Linked DNA regions of Homo sapiens: regions 1 and 2 are each linked to region 3. The links are chromatin loops, found by intact Hi-C in ENCODE. Cell type or tissue: heart left ventricle. All regions are shown on one strand. Links, peaks and the distances in the headings refer to the core of each region. The heading gives the core; the rest is flanking DNA.

What was found. Peaks named below come from ENCODE experiments on the same cell type or tissue, not always from the same donor. Only the 100,000 strongest peaks of a DNase experiment are listed, where the experiment ranks them.
Region 1: it touches region 3 in a loop (2.4-fold over the local background); 3 of 110 quality-filtered maps call a loop at or near these places.
Region 2: a loop joins it to region 3, with 4 times the contacts of the local background. A loop is called at or near these places in 71 of 110 quality-filtered maps.

What each region holds. Positions count from the first base shown.
Region 1 is chr19:28,788,981-28,797,363 of GRCh38, reverse strand. It overlaps the pseudogene MAN1A2P1. Among named protein-coding and RNA genes, the nearest start is that of LINC00906, 170 kb to the left of the region's middle. In heart left ventricle, for the core only: no CTCF peak of the experiment used is centred there; no DNase peak of the experiment used is centred there; H3K4me3 peaks cover 1,279 bases; H3K27me3 peaks cover 1,992 bases.
Region 2 is chr19:28,732,716-28,741,098 of GRCh38, reverse strand. No RefSeq gene overlaps it. Among named protein-coding and RNA genes, the nearest start is that of ERVE-5, 130 kb to the right of the region's middle. In heart left ventricle, for the core only: CTCF peaks have their summits at 3,692 and 3,891 (motif pointing left); no DNase peak of the experiment used is centred there; H3K4me3 peaks cover 234 bases.
Region 3 is chr19:28,860,542-28,868,924 of GRCh38, reverse strand. No RefSeq gene overlaps it. Among named protein-coding and RNA genes, the nearest start is that of LINC00906, 100 kb to the left of the region's middle. In heart left ventricle, for the core only: no CTCF peak of the experiment used is centred there; a DNase peak (open chromatin) is centred at 4,104; H3K27ac peaks cover 542 bases.

The sequences.
Region 1 (8,383 bases), core at 109-8,108, 71 kb after region 3:
AAATATAAAATGATCTTTGTCACAATCCATCACTGTTTCCAGTGATGGATTCACCCCTAAGTGAATATTATTGACCATTCAAAGTTTGGTGTGAAGGTTTGTGGACTTTTATAATGTTTATATTTCTTTAACTTTACAATTTTTAGTCAAATGACAATATCTGCTGGGCCCTTTTACAATTTAATGCATATAAATCTTATTTAAATGGCTGTTTTATAACATGTTATGAATAAGGCATGCATTATTTAATTCAATGCTGCAAAGAATGTTTAGGTGTTCTTAAGGTAATATTGTTTCAAAGGACACAAAAATATCTGAATTATTTTTCAAACCAATTATTTTTAAACCAATTATTTCTCTATAAAATTAATTTAAAGGAGCTGTAGGTACAAAAAGGTAAAAAAAAAGAGACAGAGAAAAGTAACTTTATTATTAGATGAGGCTTTGACTCAGGTTTGAATAAACTAGAGATCTGGTCTGAATACTTTGGAAATCTCCTTTTTCTTGTGATAGTGGACTGAAGGAGTCCTGAGTCAAAGCCCCTTTATCTTGTTTCTCCTCCCTTCCCCAAGCATGATTCTTGAATATAATCGACCTCATGTCTGCACCTCCAACAGTGCCATAGGGAAAAAATTGTAAGACACAGAGTGTGAGGGTGAGAACAAGACTAACTCTCCAAGCCTCTTTGGTGGTGTTAATGCATAGAGAAAAGGAATAAAAACAATGAAACAAAGAGAAAAAGGAAAAAAGGAAGAGAGAGAGGAGGAGGAGGAGAGGGGAAAACCTGACTCCGGTGTAATTGGAATACTTTAAAATATTAATCTCTAGAAATAATTCCTTTATTCTGTCCTGAAATCTAACCAATCACATTAACTTTCAAGGTGGCAAAAATCAAAGACATGAGAAAAGAAAGGAGCACGGAGAATCCCCCTCTCCTTGAGGCTAGGTTACCATTCCAATAATTTTTAAATCCATCCCTTTCTCTCCCAACCCATAGGCTCTCCTACAAGCCAACATCATTCCTACAGCAACATCTCAAACTTTCTTTTCTCCATATTTAGTTTTTGAGAACCCATTGCCTAGCAGTGGTCTGAGGGGACTTATCCAAAATATCCTTTATGAAAATCTTTTGATAGCTTTCCATTTCCTATAGCAAAAATTTCAGCATAGACAAATCAGTCAAATGATACAGCACATTAAAAGAATGAAAGATAAAAACCACATGGTTATCTCAATAGACACAGAAAAAAACATTTGAAAAAATCTAACACTCCTGGCAAATTAGAAATAGAAGAAAATTTCCTCAATATAGTAGAGGCCATCTATGAGAAACTCACAGTTAACATAATAATCAGGGAAAACTAAAACTTTTCCTCTAAGGTCAGGAACAAGACAAGAATGCCCGCTGTCACCACTTCTTTTCAGCATGGTACTGGAAGTAGTAACGAGAGCAATTAGGCAAGAGAAAAAAAAAAAGAAAGAAACAAAAGACATCCATATCAGAGGACAAGCAGTAAAATTATCCCTGCAAATAGCAAGATCCTATACATAGAAAACAAATTCCCCAAAAAAATGTTAGAACTAATGAATAAATTCAGTAGTTTTAGGTACAACATCAACACAAAAATCAGTTGCACTTCTTTACATCATAATGACCTACCTGAAAAGCAGTCAAGAAAACTATCCAATTTAAATAGTATTTAAAAAAAAACACTTAGGAAGATATTTAACCAAGGGTTTGAAGGATCTAGACACTCAACACTATAAAATATTGATGAAACATACTGAAGACAAAAATAAAATATGTATCACATTCATGATTAATATTGTTAAAATTGCCATACTACCTACAGCAACATACAAATTCAATATAATTCCTATCAAAATTCCAATGACCTTTTTTTGAATAAATAAAAATAATTCTAAAATATGTGTGGAAACACAAAAAGCTCTAAACAGCCAAAGCACTCTTGAGAGAGAACAAAGTTGGAAGCAACACTCTTCCTGTTTTTAGATTATATTATTAAGCTATATTTATCAAACCAGCATGATACTGACATAAGAAAAGACATAGCAATCAATCGAACAGAATAAAGAGCCCATAAATAAACCCACACATTTAAGGTCAATTTATTTTAGACAAAGTTGCCTAGGAGACACAATGGAAAAAGGATAGTCTCTTCAATAAACGATGTTTGGAAAACTGGATATTCACATGCAAGAATAAAAAAAGAGAAGAAGAAATAAAAGGAAAAAAAAGGAAGGTAGGAGGAAGAAAAAGAAATTAGACTGTTTATTTTACGCCATATACAAAAATCAATTTGAAATGGATTAAAGGTTTAAGTGTAGGATCTGAAACTGTAAAACTCCTAGAAGAAAACAGGGAAAGGCTCCTTGACATTTGTCTTGGCAAAGATTTTTTGTATATACCACAAAGCACGGGCAAAAAAATAAAAAATAGACAAATGGTATGATATCAAACTAAAAAGCTTCTGCACAGCAAAGGACGCAATCAACAAGATGAAAAGGTAACCCACAGAATAGGAGAAATATTTACAAACCATAATCTAATGAGAGGTTAGTATTCAAAATATATATGGTACTCAACCTAATAGCAAACAAACAAACAAACAAAAAACACCCAAATAAAAACAGGTATATCTTCCGAATAGGCATTTTTTTCAAGAAAATTAAAAAATCAGTAACAGGTATAAATACACAAAGATGCTTGACATCACTATCAGGGAAATTCAAATCAAAACCACAATGAGATACCATCTCACTTCTGTTACAATGGCTATTACTAAAAATAGTCACCAACACCTCACAAGAGAGAACAACTGTTGCAGAGCATGTAGAGAAAGGGAAGTCCTTGTACACTGTTGGTGGGAATGTAAACTGGTGCAGACATATGAACTAACATACAGAGGTTCCTCAAAAAGTTAAAAATACAACTCACTTCTGAGTATGTGTCTGAAGGAAAGGAAATCGGTATCTTAAAGAGATAATCTGCACTTTATGTTTATTACGCCATTATTTAAACTAGCCAAGACACAGAAACAACCTATCAGTCCACAGAGGGATGACTGGATACAGAAAATGCGGAATATATATTTAATGAAATATATTCAGCCAGAGGAAGGCAGAAACCGCCACCTGTGACCTTGTGTCTGACCTGGAGGTCGTCATGCTAAGAAAAATGATCCCGACAGAGAAAGGTAAACCCAGGATTGTGTCACTTAACTGTGGACTCCAGGGAGCGCGCCCCACGCTCCGCCGCCGGCGCCGCCCACTCGCGAGTCGGGGAGGGTTCCGGAAGCGCCCCATCTGCCCCACCCTCCGGCTCCTACGTGCGTGCGCCCAGCGCGTGTCGCCCCGCAGCTGTTCGGCGCCCACCAGTACTGGGGAGGCAGAGGCTGGGCCGCAGCCCCGCGCGTGGGCGCCATCTCTCAGCAGCCGCATCTAGGCCGAGCCGGGCACCACGCGAGGCAGCGCGGAGGAGGCCCCCACGGCGGCTGGCCGAGGACACGGAGCCGGCCTCTGCGTGCCAGAGAAGAGGCTGCTCGCGCGCGCCCGGGGCCACCCGCTGCCCCACGGCTGCGCGAGGAATGAGCAGGCGCCGACCCCGGGCTCTCGGAGCAAGGGTCTCTGCTCGGCTCCTTCCCACGCTGCGGAGCGCGGGGCTCGGCCGGGCGCGGCGGGGTCGGTGGCAACTCGCTCGGGAGCAGGCACCTGGTGAACTGACCAGCCGCAGGGGCCGCCGCGCCTCCCTTGCCTGCGCGCCCAGCTTCTCGGGGGCCGCGGAGGAGGAGGAAGGTGCGTCCGGACAGGCGAGTGCGGCGGCGACAGCGACAGCGGCTGGCCGGGCTCAGGTACGTTGGACGTGACTGCCCGGAGGCAGCCTCGGAGCTCTGCCCGTCCCGGGAGCCTGCCTGGCAGCGTCGGGAAGCGCGGGCGGCTGGTCCCTTCTTGCTCCTTCCCCCAGCGCCTCTGCCTTGGCCTCCGGGAGGCCGGAAACCTTCCTCCCTGTTTTGAGATTTCGGTGGAGACCCTTATTTTTTCCACCACTAAGGTTAAGAGATTCTGGAATGGAAGGACCAGAGATGGTGAACCTTCTGCAATTCTCAGAGTTAGCCAGACTCCCTTTTGGGGCAGAAGACCACCCTTGAGCACCTCCCCAAGGGGCAGCTCCTTTGCAGTGTGACTTCTCTGATCTACCCCTAGGAATGAAGAGTCTTCTGATAACCCGATAGGGCCCTGAAAGTCAAAGGGCAAACGAGATCTCGCAGGACATAAGCTTGTGATCGTTTAAGGGGGTGGGGGGGGGGTCACTCACGTTTCTGAATGGAATTGGAGGAGCGTCAAAGAGGTGCCTGTGAAGAAGCGCAGCAGTCCTTCAAGTGGAGCAAAATTGAGTTTTCCCATTTTTGCCAAGATTTTGAAGACAGTTCAATGTATCGTGCATTTGCTGTAAGCTTCAAGAGCATAAACGATGACTACCCCAGCCCTGCTGCCCTCTCCAGACGTGGGATCCCACCTCTGAACCTGGGGCCGCCCTCCCCACATCACAGCACTACCTTGAGACTTTCTGAGAAGACACTTATTTTTAATGCCTTCATCACCCTGTGTTTGGGGGCATTCTTTTTTCTTCTAGGCTTCTCAAAACACAAACGCTTTGATCTGGGTTTAGACGATGTGTTAATTCCTCATGTAGTAGCTGGCAAAGGGGCTAAAAACCCTGAAGTCTTCCTGATCTATGCACCCAATTAACATACACACAGAGAAGAAGAAGAAGAACCTCTGAGAAATAAAGTTCGAGCTAATCATGACAAGTCCCTGGAAGAGACAAAAGAAAAATTGAGAAAGTCAAGCAGCCTGGGTGCTGTGGCTCACACCTGTAATCCCAACACTTTGGGAGGCCAAGTCAGGAGGATGGCTTTCATCTAGGAGTTTGAGACCAGCCTGGGCAACATGATGAGACCTTGTCTCCACAAAAAATCAACAACCAGCCAGGCCTGGTAGTGCCCTTTTGTAATCCCAGCTATTCTGGGGTCTAAGGTGGGAGGATTGCTTGAGCCTGGGAGGTGGAGGCTGCAGTGAGCCCTGATGGCACTGCAACACTCAGCCAGGGTGACAGAGTGAGACCACATCTCAAAAAAAGGAAAGAAAAGAAAAGTCAAGCAAGGAAATCCAAGCAGAAATTCAGATAGAGAAAAATAGGGTCCAAGAAATGAAGACAGAGAACAAGCCACTGCCACCAGTCCTTATTCCAAACTTTGTAGGCATGAATGGTGGAGACCTGGAAGACAACATAAAAAAGAAAAGGGAAAAAAATTAAAGCATGAAACATGCCTAGGATAATTATAGGACATACAGTTGGGGGCATAATGAACTCAGACCTATTAAAAGGAAAGGATGTGCCACTAACATTTGAAAATTCACAAATGGGTGCTACCGTTGTAGATGCTTTGGATACCCTTTATATCTTGGGACTTCATGCTGAATTCCTAGATGTGCAAAGATTGTTTAAAGACAACCTTGAGGTCAGTGTGAATTCAGAGATGTTTGTGTTTGACGTCAACATTCAGTTTATTGAAGGCCTACTTGCAGCATATCACCTTTCAGGAAAGGAGATATTCAAGATTAAAGCTGTGCAACTGGCTAAGAAATTCCTTCCTGCCTTTCACACATGTACTGGGATTCCCTGGACAATGGTACATTTGCAGAGTGGAGTAGGGTGCAGCTGAAGCTAGGGGCCTGCATGTAGCAGCATTCTGGCTGAATCTGGTACACTGCACATGGAGTTCATCCACCTCAGCTACTTGACAGAAGACCTGGTTTACTACAACAAGGTCATGTACATGCGGAAACTGCTTCAGAAAATGGATTGTCCAAACGGTCTTTATCCAAATTAAACCCAAGAACAGGGTGCTGGGGTCGGTATCACACATCATTTGGTGATCGGGAGACAGTTTTTATGACTACTTACTGAGAGCACGTTTGATGTCAGATAAAACAGACCATGAATGGAGAAAGATGTGTGGTGATGCTCTTGAGGCTGCAAAAAAACAAGAACTCCCATGGATGTCTTAATCTTTAGTAAAGAATGGATCAGTGGGCACTTGGAAAACAAGATGGGGCATCTGGCCTGCTTTGCTGGGGTAATGTTTGCACTAGGAGAAGATGGTTCCAGAACAGATAAGTCTGTCATTATTTAGAGCTGGGGTGGAAATTGCATATACATGTCATGAGTCATATGACAGACTGCATTAAAGCTAGGTCCTGAGTCAGTCAAGTTTGATGGTGCAGTGGAGGTTGTGGCTGTCAGGCTGAAAAGTATTATATCCTGTGTCCAGAAGTAATTGAAACCGTTGGTACCTACGGTGATTCTCTCACAATCCAAAATACAGGCAGTGGGGCAGGGAACAGCACTGGCCATTGAAAAGTATTGCTGAGTCAGTGGTGGATTTTCTGGAGTCAAAGATGTACATTTCTCTACTCCTACACATGGTGATGTAGAGCAGGGTGTCTTTCTTGCTGAAACACTTAAAATATTTGTATGTGCTGTTCTCCAGTGGTGACCTTTTACCTTTAGACTACTAGGTGTTTAATACAGAGGCTCACCCTCTGCCTGTGTTACATTTAGCCAACACCACACTTTCAGGTAATTCTGCTGTTGGATAAAAGCAGTTCCGAGGACCAGGACCAGTCTCACCTGTTTTGTTTTACGTGGACCACTATAGAATGTAGTCTGAAAACCTAGACCTCTAAGTCAACATGATAGTGGTCATATAAGAATGATGTGTGTTACAGCAAAGATCGCAATTACTTTTACACCACCAAGTACTCTACAAACCATATATATTTTAAATATATGTATATATATATATATATAACTATATAAAACTCTATATAACTCTATGTATATAGAGAGTTATATAGAGAGTTTTATATTTAGAGAGAGTTACATATATTTATACACACACACACACACACACACACACACACACACACACACACACACACACACACATATATATGGTTTGTAGAGCTCTGAAGTCTGGAGGCTAGACTTCCTAAGAGAAAGCCAAGAATATAGAGCACATTGCAGGAGTTAAGAATGGCCTTTGGAACCTATTATATATTCCTACAGTGGAGCAACTGTCAAATATTCCACATTGTCTCATTTTTCTCCATTTTAGTAATGTAATGAACTAAGATAAAGAAAAAATATAGTATAACTGCATCAGTGACAAGAAGACTCAAAAAACAAACAGAAGTGCCAATCCATGTCTGAATTTTCAAGTTCCCTATTGGATGACCAGACTGGCAACCATTTCAAATCCTGTTTAATCGGTTTAAATAAAATCTATTTCATTTAAATTTCATGGTTAAGTTTAGTTTCTTCTAGGGGCATGATCTCACAAAAAATACTCTTTAAGTCTTTGTCTTCATATGAAATCATTAAAACTGCTATTTGTCATAACCACTACCTATAAGCCTGAGTTTGAGACTTAATTCAGGTGGTTCAGTCAGTGGTGGTAGCATGACAAAAAGTGCGGAAAAATGCCACAGTTTGTTGCCTTGAAACCTGTTCTAAAAGAAATTCTTGGTTTTGCTGGTAGGAGATTATTTTTCTGAACTAATAAATCTACCGAGCAAGTTTTATCCACTTAAATCTCATAATAACGTTAGGAGAGTCATCCAACTCACAACTTTATTTATGTGACTTGGCAAAATTCACGATACTATTATGTAGCTCTGAATTTGTCTTGATAAGCTAAATTACTTTTACAACTCATTAAAGCAAAAACAAAACACAGTGCAACTTTCTTAAATATTCTATCTGGGATGATATCCTTTATTATCTTATCAGGTGAGTGTGCCATTCACAAATATTTTATGTTTTTAAAATTTTTTCTATTGATCTTTATAGAAATCAAAATAATTAGAATAGCTTCAAAATCGTTTTCAGTGATAAAAGTGTTGAAGTAAGTATCTCAGGGATTTTCTCTTACCATCAGTAGGTTTTGCATTGTTATTTCTTTTTAAAGAAATTACTAATTCTTTATATTTTGGCAAAAAAAATTATCAGTAACTATGGTGTAAGATAAATATCTAATGCTCACGCATTTTCTGTCACATAAACTGAAGGGACTTTTTATTGTTTAATTTAGACATCGTCCATTGACATTAATAAAATTGGAAACAGTATAACTAGTATGATATTTACTCTGAATTTAAAGATTTTGTCTCATTAAACAAAGTTTAATGAGACAAAAAAGTTCATACAAGAAATCCAACTTGGAATTCTGAAGGCTTATTTCCGTATTTGATAACATTTCTTTTCAACTTAGCTTTTAGATTTAAGTTGGGAAAAGAT
Region 2 (8,383 bases), core at 106-8,105, 130 kb after region 3:
TCATCCCACTCTCTGCCCGTAACTCTCAGCAACCACTGATCTTTTTACTGTCTCCATAGTTTTGCCTTTTCCAGAATGACATGTAGTTGGAATTATACAGTATGCACACTCCATGATTCTACATATATGAAACCTAGTAAAGACAAATTTATAATGATAGCAGATCAATGTTTACCAGGGGCTGGAAACAGGGGTTTTAGGAGAAGGCGGTTGACTGGGAAGTGACACAAGGGACTCTTTTGGGATGATGAAAATATTTTATATCTTTGTTGTGGTGATGATTGTACAATTGTATATGTTTGTTGAAACTTTTAAAGTGTACACTTAAAGTGACTGCATTTTATTTATGTAAATTATAAGAATAAAGTTGATGTTAAAAAATAATAGAGATTTCCGCTCACTTTGCATTGTTTCCTCCAGTTGTAACATTTGAAAACTATAGTATAATATAGTATACATTAATATATACTATACTATAGTATATATATAATATACTATAATACAGTATAGCAGATACTATGTTGTGGCATAGTGTTATGCTGCCAAGGATACAGAGAAACTGGATCACTCCAACATTGCTGCTGGAAGTGTAAAATGGTACAACTACACTGAAAAGTAGTTTGTCACTTTCTTAACAAATAAAACCTGTAACTACCATGTGACCCACAACTGTTCTCCTGGGCATTTATCCCTGAGAAATGAAAATTATGCTCATTATACACTATAATATAGTATAATATAGTATCTATTATACCAGGATATTGACATTGATATAATCTACTGACCTTAATCCAATTTCCCTAATTTTGCTGTGCTCATTGTGTGTGTGGATTAAGTATTATATTATTTTAGAATCTGTATAAGTTCATGTCTTCAACACCACAGTTCAGATACTGGTCAGTTCCAGTATCACGAGGATCCCTTATGTTGTAATTTCATAAACACACCCTCCTTCTTTTTCTTCTTATCTACTCCCACCTCTTCCTCCCACTCTGGCTACCACTAATTACTCTTCTATTTCTAAAATTTTGTCATTTCAAAAATGTTATATAAATGGAATTATACAGTATGTAACCTTTTAGAAATGGCTTTTTTGCTCAGCAAAATTCACTGGAGAGTCGCCCAGTTTCTTATGTATAGCAATAGTTTGCTCTTCTTAATTGCTGAATATGGTGTGATGGTCAGTTTTAAGTGTCAATATGATTAAGCCATAGTACCCAGTTATTTAATTAAACACTAATATAGGTGTTGCTGTGAAGGTATTTTGTAGACATGGTTAACATCTATAATGAGTTGATTTTAAGTAAAAGATATTACTCTCAATAATGTCATGGGCCTCATATAAATAGTTGAAGGCCTTAATAGAAAAGACTAGTTTTCCAAAGAAAAAGAAATTTTGCCTCAAGACTTCAGCATCCACTCCTACCTGAGTTTTCAGTCTGCCTGTTTGGTCTACAAAGTTTAAAAATGCCAGCTCCTACAATTGTGTGAGCCAATTTCTAAAAATTTCCCCCTTCTCTCTCTCTCTCTCCCCCCACCCCCTCTATATATAATCTTTTTTTAAAATTTTATTATTATTATACTTTAAGTTTTAGGGTACATGTGCACAATGTGCAGGTTAGTTACATATGTATACATGTGCCATGCTGTTGTGCTGCACCCATTAACTCGTCATTTAGCATTAGGTATATCTCCTAAAGCTATCCCTCCCACCTCCCCCCACCCCACAACAGTCCCCAGAGTGTGATGTTCCCCTTCCTGTGTCCATGTGTTCTCATTGTTCAATTCCCACCTATGAGTGAGAATATGTGGTGTTCAGTTTTTGTTCTTGCGATAGTTTACTGAGAGTGATGATTTCCAATTTCATCTATGTCCCTACGAAGGACATGAACTCATCATGTTTTATGGCTGCATAGTATTCCATGGTGTATATGTGCCACATTTTCTTAATCCAGTCTATCATTGTTGGACATTTGGGTTGGTTCCAAGTCTTTGCTATTGTGAATAGTGCCGCAATAAACATACGTGTGCATGTGTCTTTATAGCAGCATGATTTATAGTCCTTTGGGTATATACCCAGTAAAGGGATGGCTGGGTCAAATGGTGTTTCTAGTTCTAGATCCCTGAGGAATCGCCACACTGACTTCCACAATGGTTGAACTAGTTTACAGTCCCACCAACATAATCTTATATTAATTCTCTTTCTCTGGAGAAGTCTAATTTATACACATGGCTTGAAGGCATCACAATTTGTCTGACAGTTCACCTATTGAAGGACGTCTGGGTTGTTTCCAGTTTAGGGCTATTATGACTAATGTTGCTATAAACATTAGTGTACAGGTGATTGTATAAACACAATTTTCATTTCTCAGGGATAAATGCCCAGGAATACAGTTATGTGTCTTATGGTACTTACATGTTTCATTTTTTTTAGAAAGCACCAAACTATTTTCCAGAGTGTTTGTACCATTTTACATTTCACCAGCAATGTTTGAGTAATCCAGTTTCTCTGTATCGCAGCATTATGCTACTTCTGCTAATTTTTATTCTAATCATTCTGATATGTGTGTAGTAATACCTCATTATGGTTTTAGTTATTTATTTGTTTGAGATAGAATCTCGCTGTGTCATCAAGGCTGGAGTGCAGTGGTGCGATCTCCGCTCACTGCAACCTCCGCCTCCCGGGTTCAAGTGATTCTCCTGCCTGAGCCTCCTGAGTAGCTGGGATTACAGGCGTGCACCACAATGCGCGGCTAATTTTTTCGTATTTTTATTAGAGATGGGGTTTCCCCCTTGTTGGCCAGGCTGGTCTTGTACTCCTGACCTCAGGTGATTCAGCAGCCTCAGCCTCCCAAAGTGCTGGGATTACAGGCGTGAGCCATCAGGTTTCATTTGTCATTTCCCTTATGTTAATGAAGTTGAACATTTTTCATGTACTTATTTGGCATCCTTATATCCTCTTCAGTGAAATGTCTATTTATGTTTTTTGCCTATTTGTCTTTCATTGTTTGTTGTTTTCAGAGTTCTGTGAGTGCTTTATATACTTTAGATAGTTGTCTTTGAGGGGTCACCGCTCTGGCTTGTCTGAACTCCATGTCTCCCATCCCTGTGTGAGTTGTGGTCATCGTTTAACTCTTGGCTCAGCCCATGCAGTTTCACCCTAGTAACATGTGGCTCAGTATTCAGAATCAGACTAGAGTGGCAACCTTCTAAACATTTCTCAAGCTCTTTTTGAAATCAGCTCTTTCTCTTGGTTCTTCTTTTTAAAAATTCCAGCCACTACTGTCTCTCCAAACTGATCTCTCTTTCCCTAACTCGGTGAGATGCTGTGCTCTGTTGAAACTCCCCCTTCCAGTTCTGCAGTCCAGAGGCGCCTGCAGGCAGAAAGCCAGGGGGATTACAGTACTCACAACTTTTGTTTGTCTTCTCTTAGGGATCACAGCCCTGCCGTGATCATTGTTTAAAAACTGTTGTTTCATATATTTTGTCTGGTTTTCTAGTTCCTTATAGTGGGAAGGTAAATTTAACTTCAGTTCCTCATCATAGCTAGAAGCAGACACACTGACCTGTGTTCTCTCCATAGGCCTGATAAAAACATAAACACTGGGTCGTGCAGGGCAGGACTTGGACTGAGAGGGCAGATCACTGGGCATTGGCACTTCTCTTCTTAACTTTCTTCAGAATTTTTCAGTTGTATCCTAGACTAGTTTCCTAGGATACATACATTCAGACATATGGAATTGAACACTTGACCTGCTTGTACAGGCTTGCAAAGACTAGAATATGAACATTAGTTTTACATGATGTGTACATACAAATTTTATATATAGTACTTTACAAAGTGTGCAAGATTTATTTTATTTTGAAAGTTTAAGCTGCCCTCTAGTGGAAAATACATGCCAAGATTTGGGCCTGGCTTTTCTTTGGTTTCGTTTTCATTATGGGAAGCCCTAGATACTCAAATCAGTAGCAGTGAGCTAGTATCTCTTCTCTCCCTGAAGCCGATGGGAGTTGTGGGCTACCTTTCTTTCTTATGGAAGGTGCTCAGGCCCACCCTGGGCCCATGTGGAGCTCTATACAGCTGCAGATAGAGAGACAAGCCTTACCCCAATGGGACCCCTCCTACAATCAGGGGCCCTCTTTCCCTTTCTCTGCTGTTCAGAATATGTGCTGTCTGTCTGGTCCATATTTGCTCTCTGAAATTGATTCACATGAATGTCCAATAATGACTTACAGTAGTACTTGTCTCCTAGGGAATCAAAGCCCTTAGCCACGCTGTTAGTTACCACCCGAAAGGCTGTTCCTGTTCTTAGGGAAGCTGTTGAGATATTTGCAGGCGGAAGAGGGTCACCAATACAATCAGCCTTCACTGACCCTGACTCGGGTAATGATGTCAATGTTGAATCTGCTTCCTGGAAGCATCTGGGCAGAAGCAGCCAGCATGGCCCCAGCCCTGGCTGCTAGACTCTAAACCCAAGTTATTCGGCTAATGACATTGTATTGTTATATATAAAAAGAACCATAGGCAAACCACTATCTGAAAGGTCCACTAGGGGTTAGAGACCATGTTGGTGATGAAAAGAGAATGCAAAGGAAGGAAGGAAGGAAGGGAAAACAAGCAGTAAATTAGAGAATCCGGTAATGATGAAGATGGCAGATGAGAGGCTTTCCGCATGCCACAGCCACAGGGAAATAGAAAAATAGTGCTTAAAGATCAACTCTGTGAATTTTCACTCAAGAAGGAAGACAGGAATTCACCAGACTAGTGAAGGACACACCAGACTCTGGGGAGGGAAAGACGCACAAGCAGCTTCCATGACAGCATTTGGCTGACCAGTGAGTAAAGCCCTTGTCTGCAAGGGTGGCAGCCTGTCTCCCTCTGTGTCTCATCCTTCTGCTAGGGGTCTGTGCAACCCAGGCCAAGACAGAGCACCCCTTTTTTCTCAAGCCCCGGAGCTAGCTTGGGGGAGGCTGAGAGATGGAGGGAGGGAAGACACTGGGAAAAGCTGCTGGCATTTTCCCAGACTTGGGACCGAGAGGATGATACTATTTTTAATCTGGGCTCATACCAAGGCAGTCATTGTGTGGCAACCTGGCAATAATGTCTTCTGCAGACATTTTAGTCTCAGGCCAGAGAGTAGACCATTTGCCCTGGAGCAGGGGAAGGGCCCCCACAGCCAGAATTGAGTGGTGAGTGTGGATACCACTCCAGGAGCAGGCAGTTAAATTAGACTCTCTTGTTACAGGGGGCTGCCGCAGGAGAAGTGCTGAAGAAGAGGTTTCTCCTTAGCAGGAGGACTTGCAGCCAAGGACAGCTTTATGATCTGGAACCAGTCAGTGTGTATCCTTGCTGGGTGCCCCAGTTTGCTCCCTTGATCAGCTGGCAAAGTGTGACCCACCAACTTTGAGGAGTGGAAGGGAGGCACCCTCCCCCTTACCTGCCCCGCACACCTGCGCTGGAGACCTAACCCTTGGTGAGGACAGCCTTTAAGGGAAGTAAGAACACAGCCTGTCAAAGCTTCCCTTGGGTCAAAGGAAATGGAAGCGCAGTGCCAACCACTGGAGGGGGTAACACCAAAGCCTACAAACAAACTTGGAGAGGAGGTCGTCTAATTGCCCCTGTTTCTCCTCAGTGCCTTGCTGTGGATGCAGCCATAGATCTTCCTGTTGGGTCCCGGGAAGCGTGGGCTGAAAGAGGCACTTCTCGAGCTTCTCAAGGGCCTCTACTTCTGCTGAAGAACAGCAGTGCTGGGGGAGGGTGCTCTCGTATGTCTCTATTGCCTCCACCCCTGCTGAGGGTGAGCACAGGCAAAGTGAGACCCTCCTGCTGGCTCTTGCCCTGAAGTGCCATCGACTTGACTGCAGTCTGAATTATAGCACCAAATGAAAACACATTGCTACACCAAGCAGTTTCCTAGAAAGCCACCATATGAATCTGTCTGCAACCAAGGAACCCAGGCCCTCTGATAGCTCTCAGACATAAAGCCAATTGATCATACACAACATAAACCACAGTCAAATTCTCAAAGGAAAAAACAATAAGAAATCAAAATGCCCCATCCAAATGGTAGCACATTTGAAAAATAAAGTGTCAACTTTCTCAGATGAGAAGAAATCAGCACAATAACTCCAGTAATACAAAAAGCCAGAGTGTTTTGTCACCTCCAAAGTATCTTACTAGCTCCCAAGAAGTGGATTCTAACCAAAAAGAAATGTCTGAAATGACAGAAATATAATTCAGAGTGTGAGTGGCAAAGAAACTCAACAAGATCTAAGAGAAAGTTGAAATCCAACACAAAGGAAACAGAAAAGTGATTCAGGATTTGAAAGACAACATAATTATGTTATGAAATAAACAGAACTTTTGGAATTGAAAATTTTAAAAATTCACTACAGGAACTTCAAAATACACTGAAAACCTTAGCAACAGGATAGACCAAGCAGATGAAAGAATCTCAGAGTTCAAAGATTGGTTCTTTGAATCAACCCCAACAAAAATAAAGACAAAAAATGTTTAATGAACAAAGCTTTTGAGAAACATGAGATTATGTAAAGCAATAAAAATCTAAGACATATTGGCACTCTTGAGAGAGAAGAAGAGAAAGTAAGCAGCTTGGAGAATATATTTGAGAATATAATTCAGGGAAGTTTCCCCAACTTTTCTGTAGAGGTCAACCTGCAGATATAAGAAATCCAGAGAACTCCTGCAAGATAACTATAAAAGACACCTATCCCCAAGGCGCGTAGTCAGACTATCCAAGGTCAGTGTGAAAGAAAAAAATCTTAAAGTCAGCTAAAGAAAAGGGTCATGTTAACTATGAGGGGAAACCCAGCAGATGAACAGCAGACTTCTCAGCAAAAACCTTGCAAGCCAGAATAGATTGAGGCCCATATTTAGCATCCTTAAAGAAAAGAAATGCCAGCCAAGAATTTTATATGCTGACAAACTAAGCTTCATAAAGCAGAAGTAAAGTCTTTCCCAGAAAAACAATAGCTGAGGGAATCTATCACCACCAGACCAGGCCTACAAGAGATGCTTAATGAAGTTCTAAACATGGAAATAAACTCACTACCAAACAAACAAGAACAACAAACAAACAAAAACAACTACTCACCAAAAAAAGCCCTGGACTACAGCTGAATTCTACCAGACACATAAAAAACAGCTAGTACCAATCCCACTGAAACTATTCAAACAAAATTGAAGAGGAGGGATTCTTTCCTAAAACATTCCATGAAACCAGTATCATCCTGATATCAAAATCTGGCAAAGACACAACCGAAAAATAAAATTACAGGCCAATATCCCTGATGAACATACATTCAAAAGTCCCCAACAGAATACTAGCAAACTAAATTTAGCAGCACATCAGAAACTTAGTTCACACATGATCAGATGGGCTTTACTTCTGGAATGCAAAGTTAGTTTAATGTATGCAAATTAATAAATGTGATTCAACTTATAAACAGAATTAAAAACAAAAACTATAGAATTATCTAATAGATGCAGAAAAAGCATTCGATAAAATCCAGCATTTGTTCATGATAAAAACCCTCAAATAACTAGTCATAAAAGGAACGTGCATCAAAATAATAAGAGCCATCTATGATAAAGCAACAGCCAACATCATATTGAATGGCCAAAAGCTGGGCCATTTCCCCTAGGAACTGGAACACAACAAGGATATTCAGTTTCACCACTTTTATTCAACACAGTACTGGATGTCCTAGCCAGAGCAATAAGGAAAGAGCAAGAAGTAAAAGGCATTAAAATAGGAAAAGAAGTAGTCATGTTTTCTCTCTTTACTGATTATATAATCCTGCACCTAAAAAAGCCCAAAGACTCCACCAAAAGCCCAAAGACTCTAGACCCAATAAATGACTTCAGTAAAGTTTCAGGACACAAAATCAACATACAAACATCAGTAACATATCTCTACACTAATAATGTTCAAGCCGATTACCAAGTAAAGACTGAAATCTTATTTACAATAGCCACACACAAAAAAATACCTAGTAATATATCTAACCAAGAAGGTGAAAGAGCTCTGCAAGGAGAATTACAAAACATTGCTGAAAGAAAGCATAAATGACACAAACAAATGGAAAACATTCCATACTCATGGATTGGAAAAGTGGATATCATTAAAATAGCCATACTTCCCAAAGCAGCCTACATGGTTGCAAAAAAAAAAAAAGAGAGAGAACATTTATCCACTGTTGGTAGGAATGTTTGGCCACTTTGGGAAACAGTTTAGAGATTTCTCAAAGGACTAAATATAAAACAATCATTCAACCCAGCAGTCCTATTATTGGGTATATACCTAAAGGAAAAGAAATCATTCTACCTAAAAGACAACTGCACTCGTATGTTCATTGCAGC
Region 3 (8,383 bases), core at 190-8,189:
TCAGGAAACGCTTCACTGACAAGCTGTTACCCGAGCCAGGACCTGAGATATTAAGGGAGGGAGCATTTCATGAAGAGAGAGGAGGCCACCAAATAATTGTAGGAAAAAGTCCCTGAGAGTGAGGTGTGGTGGGGACAGGGGGAAGTGGTGCTTTAGAAAGGGCAGGTCAAGGCCCCTCACTTAAGTATGCAGATCAGATTTCCCTTCCTCCTGCTGTTTTAATCTAGGACGGTTTCTGGCTTTAAGTGGTTAAATGTTCCTTTAAATTGGTTTATCCTTGTGTTTAACAGTATTTTGGCAACCAGCACATAGATCTCTATTTTTTGGTTTAAGAAACTAGGGATACAAAAAAAAATTATTAAAAACTAATATAATAGGCCCCAAATGCCAAAGACCATTTTATTTAATTTTTAATTTAAGAAAAAGAATTTCAACTTTTATTTTAGATTAAGGGGCGCAGGTGCAGGTTTGTTACATGGGTATACTACACGATGCTGAGGTTTGCGCCACAAATGATCCCATCACCCACATAGTGAGCATAGTACCCAGTGGATGATTTTTCAGCCCCCTCTCTTCCTGCCCCATCTAGTAGTTCCCAGTGTCTGTTGCTCTCATCTTTATGACCATGTGGGCCCAATGTTTAGCTCCCACTTATAAGTGAAAATATGTGATATTTGGTTTTCTGTTTCTGTGTTAATTCGCTTAGGATAATGGCATCCATCTCCATCCATGTTACAGCAGAGGACATAATCTCATTCTTTTTTATGGCTGCATAGTATTTCACGGCATATATGTCCCACACTGTCTTTATCCAGTTTACCATAGATTGATTCCATGTCTTTGTTATTGTGAACAGTGCTTCAGTGAACACATGAATGCATGTGTCTTTTTGATAAAATGAATCATTTCCCTTTGGGTATATACCCAGTGGCGGGATTGCTGGGTCGAGTGGTATTTCTGTCTTTAGTTTCCAAAGACCACCTTGAATCCCACTTGAGTTATTTTATTTTCAGCTTATCTTAAAACCTAAAGGTATTAGTTTGTTCTCCTGTTGCTATAAAGAAATAACTGAGACTGGGTAATTTGCTTTTGAACGGAGTCTTACTTTATTGCCCAGGCTGGAGTGCAGTGGCATAATCTTGGCTCACTGCAACCTCCGCCCCCTGGGATGAAGCCATTCTCCTGCCTCAGCCTCCCGAGTAGCTGGGACTACAGGCATGTGCCACCATGCCTGGCTAATTTTTGCATTTTTAGTACAGACGGGGTTTTGCCATGTTGGCCAGGCTGGTCTCAAACTCCTGACCTCAAGTGATCACACCACTGCACTCCAGCCTGAGCAACAGAGCAAGACCTTGCCTCATTAATAATAATGATAATACAGAATATCTATGGAGAAAGACGGCCATCCAGAGAGGGGAACCATACAGTCTGCTGCCCAGGACCAGGGCAAAAAGGAAGGGCTCTTATGAACCAGACCAACTGCCTTCAGTCTCTACCCAGGGAGGGTGAGCCATTGATCCAGCCATACAGCTCATTAGAGGCAGGACTAAGGCATAAGCAGGACCCCTGTATCCTGAGCTGGTATTCCCCTTTCTACCACAGGGCCCTGGCAGACAGTTTTTACTCCTGCCATGAAGCTCTGGAGCCAGAGAGAGATGAGGAGTCCCCTGCTTGTCCTGGGGCAGGAAAGAGAGAGGCAAAATCCTGAGAGCTCTTACCCAGAGGTGGAGTCCTGGACTCACAGTCAAGGTCTGGGCCCCATGCACCACGTGGGTCCTAGTTAAAGGGTGGTTGTAGCAGATGCCACCAGAGTCCTCCCGTCTTCCCACAGGACTCCTCATTCCGGTGCTCTCTGCTCTGACTTCCAACAGCCAGGACCTGCGTTCTTTGGCCTGAAGCCTTTCTCTGGCTGTTAGGATGCTACCAGGTTTGAAGTGATTGAGAATCAGCACCCTTAGGAGTAGCCTAAAAATGACCTACAGGGGCCAGTGGAGAAATACCCCAGCTCGCTGGCCCGTCAACTGGGAAAACTCTGTGTGCCCTCCCAGAGTTCCCCACGGGATTCAGCTCCACCCGCCCATGGTGGTGGCTGGCTCCATAGCTGCACCTGACTGGTGGTTTTCCCTTTTCTTCCTAATTTCATCTAAATAAACTACTTGCCCTCAAATCTTCATCTCCAGATCTGCTTCTGGGGAACCTCCACTCAGATCCTCTTACGTATACAAGAGGATGGAGGCTCCTAAACCTGTCTCTTGGTGTGCTCTGATGATAGCTGTTCCAACCACGAGAAAGTCAGAGTTAACTTAACAGATGTTTATTGAGCACCTAGCATCCGTCAGTCACTTTATCAAATGCAGAAAGAGCCAGACGGGAAAGCGTGACACAAGGTTAGTCCTCTCAGGAGACATTCTAGCTGAGACTGTGTGGCTTAAGCACCTCAAAGGTAAAAAAAACTGCCTAACGAAGAAAATATGGCAAGGGCATTTGTCAAGGAAAAATCAAAGTTCTCTTTTCCTCTACTCTCACACTCAATGCAGACCACTTCGGTGGCCAGATGCATGGGTGTCCTCCCACACACCGAGCAATTCTCCAGCAGACACCAACTGGGTGTCCTGTATTTTAATTCTATGCTGACTCCTTCTACCTGGAGTTAGACTCAGATCCCACAGTCTAAGGGCTCAGTCTCAGAAGGCTGCCCCCACTTCAGATACCAATTACAAGTAGTAAGTTGCCATCTATGCGTCTGACCCATCAGCTGTAAGTTGGGATTCCCACCACTCCCTTGGGTTTGCTTAATTTGCTAGGATGGCTCACAGAACTCACGGAAGCATGTTTACCATTTTATTATAAAGGATGTCATCATGGACACAGATGGACAGCCAGAGGAGGAGAGTCACAAGGTAAGGTTTGGGGTGGAGCCTCCATGCCCTTTCTGGGTGTGCCCCCCTCTCAGCACCTCCAAGGGTTCAGCAACCCAGAAGTTCATCAAATCTTGTTGCTGAAGAGTTTTTACAGAGCCTAGTTTCCAGCCTGCCCCCTACTCCTTCCCAGAGGTCTTCAAGGGGCTGAGAGTTCAACTCATTTGGCCTATCTGGGGACCAGCCCCATCCTGAGAAGATCTAGGGGCCCTAGAAGTCCTTCATTAGCATAAATTCAGGTGTCATGGAAAGGGGCTGATTATGAAAAAGAAAAGATGCACCTATCACTCAGAAATTTTCAAGGGTCTTAGGAGCTCTAAGACAAGAACTGGAAAAAGATCACAAGTAGATTTCTTGTTACACCACAGCATTCACAATGTTAGTGTCCACTCACTTATACCACAGCATTCATTACATTAGTGTTCACTCACCACAGCATTCATCACATTTGTGTTCACTCACTTATTACCTATTAATGTGTAGATTTAACGAGCATTGGACTAGGCCACAGAGGCTCAGAAATAAATGACAAGGCGTGGGTCTTGCTGGGGTTCCTGAGGATGTGAGAAGCAGATGCACAGCCCTGGCATGGGAGTTGGGGTCTTGGGGAAGGCAAGTCCAAGCAGAGCCTGCGGGAACCCCGAGGGGCAACATGGATTTCTGGGGACAGGGAGCAGTAGGTTAATGTTTTTCCCTCTGTGATGTTTGTTTGCTTCATGAATTAGGACTAATCTTTATAAAACCTCTGCAAAGGCTTCCGTGGTCCTGTGAAAATCACCCACCATGGTTATGAAGCTTCCAGGAAAACTCACATGCACACAAACTCAATTTTAAACTATTAAAATGAGAATTAATGAGATAATATGTGTGAAATGCAAAGTGGTCTAGGTTGTATAAATTCAGGGAATAATTATGACTGTCATTCCTAATGCATCCATTCGTATGTTTGTAATTGCTCAATTCTTCAACGTTCTTCAGAGTTTTAATTTTTTTTTGTTTTTTTTTTTTACGTCCTGCACGCTCCTCTTCTCATCCCAGTATGAAACCAGCAGACTCATTTTACAACCTTGTTTTGGCAGAGGAGGCCCAAGAGCCTGGCCTCTTTCCCAAGCCGCCACAAAGATATCAGCTTTGGAAATGTGCCCAAAGCTCGTAGCTGGAATGACCTGCACGGAGTCCTAGGAAATAAGCAGGCTTGGACCCAACCCAGCCAGAAGGTCATTCCCCACCCGCTGGTCTCCCCGCCGTGCTTTGGAGCCACAGTCACCTCCAGAGTGTCTTGGTTGCTACCACTATTCTGACCCCAGTTTTTTGTTTTTGTTTTAAAGCCCTTAAGGAGGCACAGCTCTCCCCAGAAGGGCTAATTCCTTGTCTCACAGCAAGACAATTTGTATGAATTTTCACTAAATCTCACCATGGCCTTGACTCCCCACCAGGAAGGGCAACTTTATTTCCCAGTTTCCAGGCTCTGGAAGGCTGTGGATGCCACCAGTATCTCTTTTGTTTTTAAACACCATGTGAGGGTGGTGGGGATTTACAGGGACCACATCTCAAGTACTTGAAACTTGTAAAGGTTCTTTTTATAAATGATTCTTTATCTGGTGACTGTTTGCATTGTGGTTTCTAAATTTGGAGTCCCTTGCATTGTTGCTCACTGCATTTTTAATTGACAGATTTTTGTTGGCCGTCTATTGTGCCCTCAGCTCTCGTTACTCATGCACAGATGTAGAGAGTAGGTGTTTGCTTTGAGGAGTTTAGACTCTTGCAGGGGAGAGCCTGTGTGACGCACCTGTCTGTCTCTCCCTCATAGCAGTGAATCATGTGCTGCCTTGATTTAAGTGCCTGTCTCGTCTGTGAGCTGCCCAGGGACGAGGGCCGTACCATTCTGTTTCTGCGCCTAGCCCACTGCCTGACGCAGAGCTCACACTCCAGAGATATGGGCCAAATGGATGGGGAAAGGTGTCTGTGGTGTTATGTGGGCACTTTCTCTGGGGCACAGCACCACGTACTGGGTGTGCAGTTTGGGGTGGAGTGCAGCCCGGCAGCTGGGAATTGGCAGCACTGATCACAGCCATTCCCCCAAGCCCCCCACCTGTATTCCCTGTTGCCTCAACCTGTTAGGTAAGCAGTGGTGCCATGGCTTTTCCCAGAATGCTCTGAGGGAGGAAACACATCCCTGTATAATTCTCTCCTTTCGAAATTAGCTGTTTTCAAGGCAGCATTGTTTGTCAACTGCAAGAAATCGGGCAGGAGGGCTTATCACTCAGAGCTATTTTTCAGGCTGAAGGACACAGCCAAACAGCATCCCCAGAGCCGGCAGCGCACTGTGAAAGGAGCCATGGCTGCCATCAACTCCAGGCACTCACAGTGCCTGATGACGGTCTGGCCTGGTTCATGAGGCAGGAGGCTCAGGGCTTCCCAGGGGGTTGGGAATGCCCTTTGCAGGTTCCCATTGTGCGCCATGCACCATGCCAAGTACCCTCCACCTGCATCATCCACCACTTTCAGGGCCTGCTGAGGTAAGGCAAGAGTGCTGCCCTGGGTGTGAAATGTAAGGAGACCCTCACTCTTAGGCTCCTGCAAGTGCAGGGCTGGCTACTGTCAGTTTTTGTGCCCCAGGCACCTCTCTTGCCTCACCTTAGCATCTCCCCTTCCAGAAAACATCCCTGCAAGGTAGATATGATTATACTCATTTACTAATGAGGAAATGAGCTTTGGAGAGTGGCTTAGTTTATCCAAGGACACAAAGGTCGCAGAGCCTGGAGTTAGCCTCCCAGCCCTACGTCCCTAACCACTGTACAACCCAAGGTCATTCTGCAGGTGCATGATGGAGCTCATGATGGCCTCATGTTGCCTTGCCGAAACAGCACAGATGCCACGTGAATGGGGCACTGCCCTGGCAATTGTAGAAAGTAGGTGTTTGCTTTGAGGAGTTCAGACTCTGGCAGGGAAGCCTGTGTGATGTACCTGTCTTTCTGGGCCCTGAGAAGACCTGAGTGTCCAAGGCCCCTCTCCACTCATGAGGCTTCTGGCCCAGGCTCATGCAGCTCTGGTTTTTTGGCTGATTTCCTGCCACACGGGTGCCATGCACTCTAGGCAGAGGCTGTCCACACTGAACCTGCAGACAGTTTAGCCCCAAAGAGCAGGCTTCTAGAGCTACATAGCTTCCTCAAATCCCAGGATCTCACTGCCTCACTGAATGGCTGAGGCAAATTCCTTAATCTCTCTGTACTTCAGTTTCCCCATCTAGAAAATGTGTCCTAGGTCACATGTTATGGAGGTTATGTGTATGACAGCAGGGAATTTCCTTATTCACTCATTTGCTACTATTTAAGTTTGACAACTTCTTGAAAAGTTTTTCCTGCCCAGTGCACTGACGAAACCATTCACCAAGACCATGGTGTTGCAGTAAAAACAGCTTAATAGACATGAGGCCAGCCACATGGAAGAGAGAGTTATCACTTAAATCAGTCTCCCTGAAGGCTTGTGGAGGTTAGAGTTTTTCAAGACTAGTTCGATGAGCAGAGGAGGGAAGGAGGAATGTTGATTGGTTGAAAATGAAATCATAGGGGTGTGAAAAACAATCCTCATGCACTGAGTTCACCTCTGGGTGGGGCCACAGGACCAGCTGAGTCATGAGTCTGAGGTGTGGGTGGTAGGGTCAGTTGGTTGCCAAAATTGCAAACGTCTAAAAAGACATCTCAAAAGGGTTGTACAGTGGATAGGGTCATAGGACTGGGAACCTAATTTTGTGTCTTTGGGTGAGCTAAGCCACTCTCCAAAGCTCATCCTCTCATCAGCAAATGAGCATAATCATTTCTACCTTGCAGGGTTGTTTCCTACAGAAGAGGAGATGCTAAGGTGAGGCAAGAGAAGTGCCCAGGGCACAAAAAAGACAACTTATTGGGAAGGTCCAATAGGAATTCACTTACACCTCCCACCTTTGTAGTTCTGCTATTCACTGTACTGTGTGGTAGACGTAGCATGTTGCCGCTGAATACTAGCATTGCTTTTGGAAAATTAAAATGCCCATCATCTCTTAATGCACTAGAAATAGGAAATTAGGAACACAAGTCCAAGCTTAAAATTTTAGTACTTCTCCATGCAGACTAGTGCACATGTGAAATGGCATTCAGTTTGTCTAGATAGTGATGCAGAGCGTTGGAGCATTCATAATTGACTATATTCTCCAGAAAGTCTAGTGAAAATGTTATGCCCTAAGTAACAGCAGAGTAACATGAAAACAGAGTTATTAAAAAGTGCCAGGCACTCTTGGTGCCTCCTCGGAGAGTTGTCAGGGTTATTTAGGTTGCTATATGTGGAAATGCTTCCAAGAACGCCTGGCACTTTCTTACTACTATGTTTGTTCTTCTTACTATTTGGCAAATAGACATATTCAACACACACAGTGTTAAGAATGTGAACTAATTATCAATATTTACGAATCCAAGGAACTTATGTAATCACATGGATTTCCAGCTTCTATGAGAAGTCAGAAGTTTTGCCAGTGCTGGGTTGACATGTCCGAGTTGTCGGCAAGCTTCCTCCTGCTGCCAGGGTCTTCCTCCCAGATGCTCAGGTCCTGCTCGTCCATGCCACTCACCTGGTCCCACACAGCATGTGAGTCTGCACCTCCTGATTTAGTGTTTGCTGCACACCTGGCATAGGAGCCAGCAAGATGCAGTCGCTACTTCTGAGTTGAAGCAACGGAAAAAAAAAATTCAGGCTAGGATATGAGTCTGGAGAGTGTGACCTGGAGTGAGAGCCTTGCGAGGAGGCTATACACTCTGGGCTGAGACTGGATGGACGCCCTTCGTCTAGCGTGTCTTCTGACTGTGGAAATCATAGGTCTCCGCTGAAAGCTTTAGTCAAGGGAATGTTGCCAGCTTGAAGGGGTAGCCTACGCTCTGATCTGTCCTCACCTGTTAACTTACAGCACTTGAAACTATCCAGGTACTTGGTCACACCTTTCTGGTCATCTCTCAAGGACAGATCATGCAAAGGACACAAAAAAGATGTCCAGCCTGGTCATTTGGCACCAGCAAGCTAAGCTCCTCCCCAGGGACACAAGGTCCTGCCAGGCTGACCCCTGCCCACCCTCCTGACCTTACTTCCTGGTTACTTTCACCCTGCCCCCAGGCCTCAGCCATACTGTTCCTCCCCTGTTCCAGGAAGTTTCAATTCTTTTTCCCTCTCCCTGGCTCACTCTCCCCTGCACCCCCTTCTCATGGCTGCCTCATTCTCAGCTAAAATGTCCCCTCCTTGAACTGTTCCTGAACCCCAGTTCCTGTAACCACCTCTGCAAAGAATATGACCATCAGAGAAACAGTATGGCTGACTCCATCTTGCTTCTCATCTGCAGCCTGTCCTCGCTCATTCCTGGGCATAGGCCAGGCTAACCATGGAAAGAATGTAGTTGATAGTTTAAAACAAGGATGATAATAACCTTTCTTAAAACGAAGCCA